Regions from separate parts of the Homo sapiens genome. Here region 1 is linked to region 2. A link is an interaction called in ENCODE POLR2A ChIA-PET data of the cell type or tissue named here. Cell type or tissue: MCF 10A. All regions are shown on one strand. Links, peaks and the distances in the headings refer to the core of each region. The heading gives the core; the rest is flanking DNA.

Evidence for each region. Peaks named below come from ENCODE experiments on the same cell type or tissue, not always from the same donor. Only the 100,000 strongest peaks of a DNase experiment are listed, where the experiment ranks them.
Region 1: POLR2A ChIA-PET joins it to region 2 with 5 read pairs; 2 of 35 experiments call an interaction of 5 or more read pairs at or near these places.

The regions. Positions count from the first base shown.
Region 1 is chr6:150,295,565-150,299,959 of GRCh38, reverse strand. The region is part of intron 2 of LOC105378054 (a long non-coding RNA gene); the gene reads right to left. Among named protein-coding and RNA genes, the nearest start is that of IYD, 71 kb to the left of the region's middle. In MCF 10A, for the core only: no CTCF peak of the experiment used is centred there; DNase peaks (open chromatin) are centred at 1,789, 2,049 and 2,429.
Region 2 is chr6:150,152,813-150,157,207 of GRCh38, reverse strand. All of the region lies in intron 1 of PPP1R14C (protein phosphatase 1 regulatory inhibitor subunit 14C), which reads right to left. Among named protein-coding and RNA genes, the nearest start is that of PPP1R14C, 12 kb to the right of the region's middle. In MCF 10A, for the core only: no CTCF peak of the experiment used is centred there; no DNase peak of the experiment used is centred there.

The DNA.
Region 1 (4,395 bases), core at 182-4,181, 140 kb before region 2:
CCAACTTTTTACTAAGCCTTTTATTATTTCTTATTCCCATGCTTTTTAAGCTCTTCGTTTATCTCTGTCTTCTCTTTTAAAAAATATTGTCACTCTTAGTTTATGTTTTACTGTTTTGTTTCTTAATTCTTTTTTTAAAAAAAAATTCTAAATCTCTTTATTTTTTATCTTTTAAGACACAAAGTCAAAGGGAAAATGGAAATTTCTAAACCTCATTTTTCTCTCTTGCTTTTTACTTTCTGGTTCTTTGCTTTTTATCTTTGTATTTACCTTCTACTTTTTTTTTTTTTTTTTTTTTGAGACAGCCTTGCTCTGTTGCCCAGGTTGGAGTACAGTGACGTGATCTCAGTTCATTGTAACCTCTGCCTCCCGGGCTCAAGCAAAACTCCCACCTCAGCTTCCCAAGTAGTTGGGACCATAGGTGTGCACCACCACACTTGGCTAATTTTTTTTTTTTTTTTAATATGGAGTCTCACTCTGTCACCCAGGCTGGAGTGCAGTGGCGCAATCTCGGCTCACTGCAAGCTCTGCCTCCTGGGTTCACGCCATTCTCCTGCCTCAGCCTCCAAAGTAGCTGGGACTATAGGCGCCCGCCACCACGCCTGGCTAATTTTTTTGTATTTTTAGTAGAGTCGGGGTTTCACCATGTTAGCCAGGATGGTCTCGATCTCCTGACCTTTCAGCCTCCCAAAGTGCTGGGATTACAGGCATGAGCCATGGCGCCCAGCCCTAATTTTTGTATTTTTTGTAGAGACAGGGTTTCACCATGTTGCCCAGGCTGGTCTCAAACTCCTGGGCTCAAACGATCTGCCTACCTCAACCTCCCAACGTGCTGGGAAGACAGGTGTGGGCCACCGTTCCTGGCCTTAGCTTTAAGTTTTAGTTCTGTCTTTTACATTTCTTGATGTTATTCTTTTTTTTTCATTTTTAGCTTCATCTTTTTTCATATCTGGCATTTACTGCCATGTAGCTTCTTTGTATAATCTTGACTGAATTGCTTGCCTTCTCTGAGTCTAGAGTTTCTCATCCTAATAAGGGGCTGTGTCTAATGGCCGACTCATTGTGCTGTTCAAACAGTTGAATGAGGACTTAACACAGTTTCTGCCATGCAGAATGTGCTCAGTAAATGCTTCAAGATTTTTTGTTTTGTTTTGTTTTGCTTTGCCATATTGAATAAAGCTTAGCAAATATCCTCATACACATATCCTGGAATGTTAAGTCATAGGGTATAATCTTTTTAAAAATATTTACTAGGTTGCTAATAAGTTCACAAATGCTATAATTATTCATACTTTTCTCCTTGTTGATTTATAAAATCTCTTTGTGTAAATGTAATATCTTTGTCCTCTGCATTATCATTTTCCCCCAAATGTCCTGCTTGATGACTTTATGTTGCATTTTGCCATAAAAATTTCGTATTTATTTTAAATTTTAGAAATAAGTCTACTTTTTTTCATTTTAGCTTCTGAATTTCCAGTCTTGGTTGGGAAGACATCCTTATCCCCCAGATGGCTCACATGTCTTATGGGTTTTGCATAATTTGGTTTATGTTTCACGTGGCAAATTCTCGCTGCTGAGGTGCTGGATCTCCACCATCATTTGGAGAAAAATTTTGACGCAGACATTGCAATTGACAAGAAAACTTGGTCTAAGGCAGCAGTCCCAGCCCTTCACAGTCCCTCTGAGGATCACAGGGATCTCTGCCCCACCTCTCTGTCTGCTGCCCCACTAAGCAAATCACAATGAAAAGAAAGAAAAGCACAGTCATATCAACATGTCAACACATGCCTTCTTGCAACAGTCAGGTTGATCGCTCAGAAACAGCTCTCTTCAAGATCTTCATGAGGAAAAAAAATTTTTTTTTCTTTCACACAATAACAAAGTGTGAATTGTGTTGAACTGTCATAGAAGGGGTCAAGAGAGATGAGAGTGACAGCAAGAATAAGCATGAGTGAGGACTTTTTTCCAGGCATGGTATGTGGCATCCTGGATATGATGGCCGAAGAGTACAGTTTAGTTGTCCCTGTTAACCACTAGACCCTGGGCTCTGCTCCAAGAAGCACAGAGCATGTCATGTGGCCTCTTTGTTGCTATTGGCATCAAAAGAGCTGGAAAGAAAGATGTTTCCCTACAAACTGCATTTTCCAGTGTTCCCTGGGAACTGCAAAAATAGAGAGAGAGAGACAGAGAGAATGTAAGAGAGAGAGAGAATATAGATACCCATGGATCCTTTTTGCGAGACAGCAGTATTGCAGTAGAGAGTTTAATTATCTCAAGGCTAGCCAAGCAGTATTTGAGAGTTTATTATTCACATCAGTCTCCCAAGAACTCAGAGGCTAGGCTTTTATGGACAGTCTCATGGGCAGGGGACTAGGGAATGGGTGCTGCTGATTGGTCGGAGATGAAATCATAAGGGTGTGGAAAAGGGCCCTTGTGCAATGAGTCCACCTCTGGGTGGGGCCACAGAACTGACTGAGTCATGAGTCATGGGTCTGGGTGGAGTCTGTTGATCACCAGAATGCAAAAGTCTGAAAAACATTTCAAAAGACCAATCTTAGGCTCCACAATAGTGACATTACTAGGGAGCTATTGGGGGAAGTCACTAGTCTTGTGATCTGTGGCCACATGACTCTTGAGCAGCTAGGAATTATAGCTACATTTTAGCAGAATTCGGCCCCTCCCATAATCCTAATTTCATGGCCTTTCATTAGTTTTACAAAGGCAGTGTCAGTCTCTGAGCCAGGAGGGGATCTATTTTAGGAAGGAACTATTATCATTCTTGCTTCAAAGCTAAATTATAAACTAAATTCATCCTGTGGTTAGCTTGGCCTATGCCCAGGAATGAGCAAGGACAGCTAGCCTGTGAGGCTAGAAGCAAGATGGAGTCAGCCACCTAGACTTTTCTTACTGTCATAATCTTTGCAAAGGTGGTTTCAAGACCAGCTGAATAACTAACAACCTTAAGTCTCATCTCGAATCACTTTAAATTGCCCAGCAGGGTGGAAGGATGAAAGTACAAATAACTTGGGGGTCTGGTGGGTGCCTGGGTGGTCTATATCATACACATATGCCCTTGCTGGCTCCCAAAGAATTTTTTCGCAGAGTCCCAGACTTGCTCACAAAGGCCCTGCCGATGGTGTCTATAAACAGATTTGCCCTCGCACCAAATGTGGGTAATAAAAAGTAATAAAAACCTGGAAAGTCAAACCGAATATTTAAGAGAACAATCAGTTGGCCAATCTTTCCCTTGAGTTTCCGCGCCAGGCTGCAGGAAGCATCTCTGTTTCAGGGTGAGCCCATCTCATAGGTTCCCCTTAGCAGCACACGATTCCTGCAGAGCCCTCAGATGCCAAGGTCTGCCTCATGTCTACCTGCATCTGGGGTCCTCCAACACTGGGAGCATCCTCCTGCTGCTGGTACACTTGCCAGCGTCTGCTCCTTCTGCAGGTCTCAGCTCCTATGTGGTGGCCTCTGTCAGTCCTTCCTGTCCCCACAGGCCCCCTCCACGCTCCCCTGCTCTGCACACTTGACCCACACAAGCCTCTGACAAAGTAACTGCTGTGCTCTCTGTCACTGTTGGCCCACACATCTGTCTCCTGCAGGTTCAGGACTATTCTTTAAGTTCCTTGAGGGAGGATTTTCTGGTCTGGGCCAGCTGTGTAGTGCTGGATGGTCTCTGTGGCCTCCCTTGGGCTTCTGGGGCCTCAGCGGGCATGGTGTGGATTGCTGGGATAATTAGGACCTCTTATCCTTCATGTGATCAACCCAGTCTTGTTCACGTGGTGGCAGCAGTTTTCAGCAGCAAGACAGGGCAGGACTCGATGTGCACGCACGTTTCAACCCTCTACTTGTGTTACATTTGCTGTTGTCCCATTGGCCAAACAAGTCACATGGCTAAGGCTAGACTCACTTAGAAGGGGACCAGCCAAGAGTGTGAACCAACTGTGGGCAGCTGTTTACCCCAGCAGGGACTGTGCTTCTCATTTCCGTATCTCAGATGGTCCTCAAGTATGTCCTTTAAATTTTTAAAATTATTTATACAGTTTTAAATGCATAAATATATGGAGTCAGATCAGATATGCTATACAAGTGGCTCAGAGGAGGTGAACAAGCTGGATGGGCAGCAAAGATGTTGGGATGGTCCTGGAGGATGGTGTGGTTTCTAGAGGCTGAGCAGGAAGGTGCCATACAGGTAGGAGCCTGCAGGCTGCGGAAGGGCAGATCGTTTGATTCTTTGCATACATGTGTGCCGTTAGTCTCCCTTCCCCCTCCAGGTCTTCTACCTGCAGTTCACATCCTCGTTCTGTGCCTGGGGAATTTACAGGCTCTCGTGCGTTTCAGCCAGTGGGAGGCACTGGCAGGATTCATGAGGGTGGAGGAGAAAGAGCCAGGGAA
Region 2 (4,395 bases), core at 171-4,170:
TACTAAATATTTTATACATTATCTGTATCTCATTCTTTGCCTTCCTTCAGAGTTTATAGTAAGGTGTCAGTAGTTAACTAAGTAAATTCCTCATTTTGTTCTTCTTCAGAGTGATGAGTTAACTCAACCTTGGGATCATTCACCATTGAATGCAGCCCGTCACCTCTTTGAAACCCCAAAAGGGTTCTTAATCTAAGTCTAACATGGGATGTTCCCAAGGTTTAAGGCATGACTGGCAGCTAAATGCTTTGGAGTCTCTGGCTAGTTCAGGTGACAACCTTTCCATTTACCTAAGTACAGACAAGTTTTCATTATCTAAATATCTCTCCATGTAAACTGCTTCTGGTATAAGATTAGTAAATGCTGAACCATCTCGCATGAAGAAGAAATGGAATATCTTAACATAACAAAAGGCACTTGTCTAACAGAGATAGTACGTGTTGTTTTTTAGTTTTAATATTTCTAGGGTGCTTTCATTATAGCAAGCATAATCATGTTTTAGCACCAAATCAATTACTCATTTTCTTTTGACTTGTCAGAGAGCTGCCACACCCCAACACAAACATGAGAAAAACCAGTTGACTAATTTGAATTGTTATGTAGAGTATTAGCTCATAAGAACCAAACAGAAAAGCTATCTCTGCCAATCTGAAAACTCAACACCTCACCTACCTGGCTTGAAACAGATTTAATTCCATTAACATTAGCAGAAATGAATGAAATGGCTTTACCAATGTGTGCGCTATTGACATACAAATATAAGAGAAAAATATTAACAGATGATTGGCGGCAGTAGCTAAGGACTTGAGTGAAAACATCATTTAGCATAAGCAAACCAAGTAATTAATAGTTTTTTACATTGTATTTAGAAAAAGCATTACTTCTACCATGTCAATGATAATATCTGCTGCTTTCAAATATGTAAGATAAAATATATACTCTGTATCCCTTGCCTTATTTAAAGTGAGTTTCTAACTTTTAACCTCAAAAGAGATTGAGCATGGAGTCAATTCCATCTAAATAGATAGACCAAGAGTGCAAGGACTCCATGACCAACGGCTCATGCAAACCTGGCAAAGAAAGAAAGAAGTAGCTCACTCACTGGGGTGTCTACTTCAGAGATAATGGATTTGAATTTTTCTTTTTCTTTCTTTCTTTTTTTTTTTTTTTTTTTTTTTTTTTTGAGACAGAGTCTCACTCTGTCACCCAGGCTGGAGTGCAATGGTGCGATCTTGGCTCACTACGGTCTCTGCCTCCCAGGTTCAAGCGATTCTCTTGCCTCAGCCTCCTGAGTAGCTGGGATTACAGGTGCCCACCATCACACCTGGCTAATTTTTGTATTTTAAATAGAGACGGGGTCTTACCATGTTGTTCAGGCTGGTCTCAAACTCCTGACCTCAAGTGATCCACCCGCCTCAGCCTCCCAAAGTGCTGGGATTACAGGTGTGAGCCACCGTGCCCAGCCAGGATTTGCATTTTTCTTAAGAAATGGCTGACTCCTGTAAATGGTTCACTTGAGAAATAACAGAATCCTGTAAACTGTTCAACTAAGATGAAGCATATTTGAAAATGTATCAAGTAAATCAAACAAAAAAGATTTGCTCAGTGTATTGGCCAAACATGCTAGAATACATGGAAGGTATCTGGGGGGAAATGGTGCAACTGATGTTCACAGTTTCCAGGAAGCAAGTCTTCCTCTTGTTACTGGCAGTTTAAACTTGAGCATGTTACTAAGACTCTTGGAGCCTCCCCGTTTTCTCATTTTAAAATGGAGTAGCTACTTATATCACTGAGTATTTATGTGGGTCAAATGGGATTATCTGATGGTGCTTTATGATTCTATCATTATACCAAATAAATAAATATTACAAAGAATAAGTTCTGCTTTTCACTTCCTGCCAGAACTGTCCATAAAAAATCTTAAGTTTTTCTTGTTATCCCATCCTATTAGTCCTAAAACTAACTATAAAGAGACATTCCAGGAATAAACTCCCCAACAGAAAGTAATTTGCTTAGTATAGATTCAGTCATGCTCTTATTCAAGCTAATTTGTACATTTCACCTTGTTAAATTTCACTTCTGAAAGCTGCTGTGATTTTCCCTCTCAGATGCTCATTTCATATCTCAAAATGAACCTCCCTCAAGTTAAAATAAATACCACCATTAGTTAATTATGAGGTGCCAAGATAAAGGACAAATAATAAGAACAGAAAAGCACCCCCCAAAGCCAATATTATAGGTTATATGCCTAAAAATCTTAAGTCAAACATGCCATTTCTTAAAAGTTAACCCAATTAAATGCAAAGAAAAAGCAGCTATGGTGGCTGTGAGTGTCTGTGCTGTCAGATTCCAAACTTAACTTGAAAGCCAATAGTTAAGGAGAGGTTTCAGAGGAGGAAAAGATGATTTAAAAAAAAAAGTTATTAATCTAATCCTTACGTTCTAGTCCCTACCCAAGCCACTCACACAAGACATCATGCCCAGTGCAGGATGGATACGCTCCCACTTCAGCTACAGGAAATTAGCTCTGCAAATTCGATGGCCCTTTGGTGAACTAGTCTAATCCTTGTCTCAGGTTTGCCTTGAAGGGGAAGACACTTCTATTTCTCCTGCTTTCAATATCACCCTTTCTTTGATACATCTCACTTTCACCAGTGCAGCCCTGGCTTTAGCATAGAACATCTAAAGGTTAGAGCTAGAAAGTCCCAGATCTCCCTCATTTTTTTTCAAATCAAGAAAGAAAACCTGAAAACAAACTCTGTTGGTGAAAATGACTTGCCAAGCTCATCTAGCTGGTCAGCGGTGGCCCGACTAGGACGGAGCTCACAGGCAAGGGCCATTCCCACTACCTCACACTGGGAACAGCCGACAGGAATTAATCTCATAGGTGCCAGCAAGGTTCCCACAGCCACAAAGCATACATCCTGCCCTGGCTTATTCATTCCTGAAGCCCAGCCCTTAAGAGATTACTTTCTCTTACTTAAGATCTGACTTCCTATTAAAATGAAAGATAAGTAAGTTGTTTTTAGTCATTTGCAATCTAATGTCAGTGAATTTATCATATCCTTTCCTGAACACAGACTTTGAGTAAAGAAATATGCAGCCACTATGTACGAAATAACTGTGTGGAATATACTAACACAACTGTGAACAGGACAGAGTCCCTGCCCCAAAGAGCTTTCAATCATATGGTCTCCTCCATTCTTCTGCCATAATGTGAAGTGTTCGTTCCTTTACTTTTTCTACTTTTTCCCTTACACAGTTTAAAAGGGTGAAGCTTTTTATAACCCCTTTCCTGCCCTATGTTATCTGTTGAACAAATAAATGAATGAGTGAGTGAATGAATATTCCAGCCCTCCACAGCTCCTTCCACAGATTTCCCCGTGGATTCTTTCAAAATGAAGAAGCTGTTTCTTAATCACTTTATTCCTCAACCATAAAGTGATGATTTAGAGACCCACCCACGTTCTGGTCTTCTTTTTTCTAAGCTTTTACTCAGTGGAACAGATTTCCAAAATGCCAGTGCTGACTAAGAAAAACCTAGTGAGAATGTATTGGCCCCAACCTTTTAAGCAGAGGCAGGAATCCAGGCTTTCATTCTTGTTCTGTGAAGACTTGTGTGAGCCTGTTGCTCCAAGTCTTATCCACAGATGGAAAAGCACTTGCTACTTCCTTGCACAAGCATTTCTACTCACATAGAAATAAGCAATTCCTGTGCAAACAAAATTCTTGGACATGCTGAAGACTTAAAATTACAGAGAATGGCAGTAACTCGTGATCCCTTTCTTTGAAGACTTTCATTACCCCATACATCTGTGCCTTACGCCACAACTTCCTTTTAGTTCAGAGGTTCAAAGGACTCCATAGTTATAATTTATAACCAGGAAAAAGAACCATAACTTCAAGTTGACAGTGAAAGAGCAGGTTTTCAATACAGGCAGAGCCAAATTATATTCATATGCTTAATTTTGGGAACACATTTCTGAAATGCACATCATGTAACCAGAAGATGCAGCCACTGTCACTCACTGACAGTCAAATAAATAGCACAGACTGAGTGGCTCAACAACAAGCATTTCTGTCTCACAGTTCTAGAGGCTGGAGGTCTGAGATCAGGGTGCCAGCATCCTCCTCCTGGTCTACAGGTGGCCGTCTTCCATCTTCTTGCTGTGCTTTCACGCTGTGCCCTTGCATGGCAGTGAGAGCGAGCTCTGGCCCCTTCCTCCCCTTTTAAGGGCATTAATCACATCACAGGACCTCCACCCTCACGACCTCACCTAACACTAATGACCTCCACGAAGTCCTCCCTCCAAATACCATCACTCTGGGGACTAGCGTTTCAACCTATGAATCTGGGGAGACACAAACATTCAGTCCATAGCAGAGACACCCAAG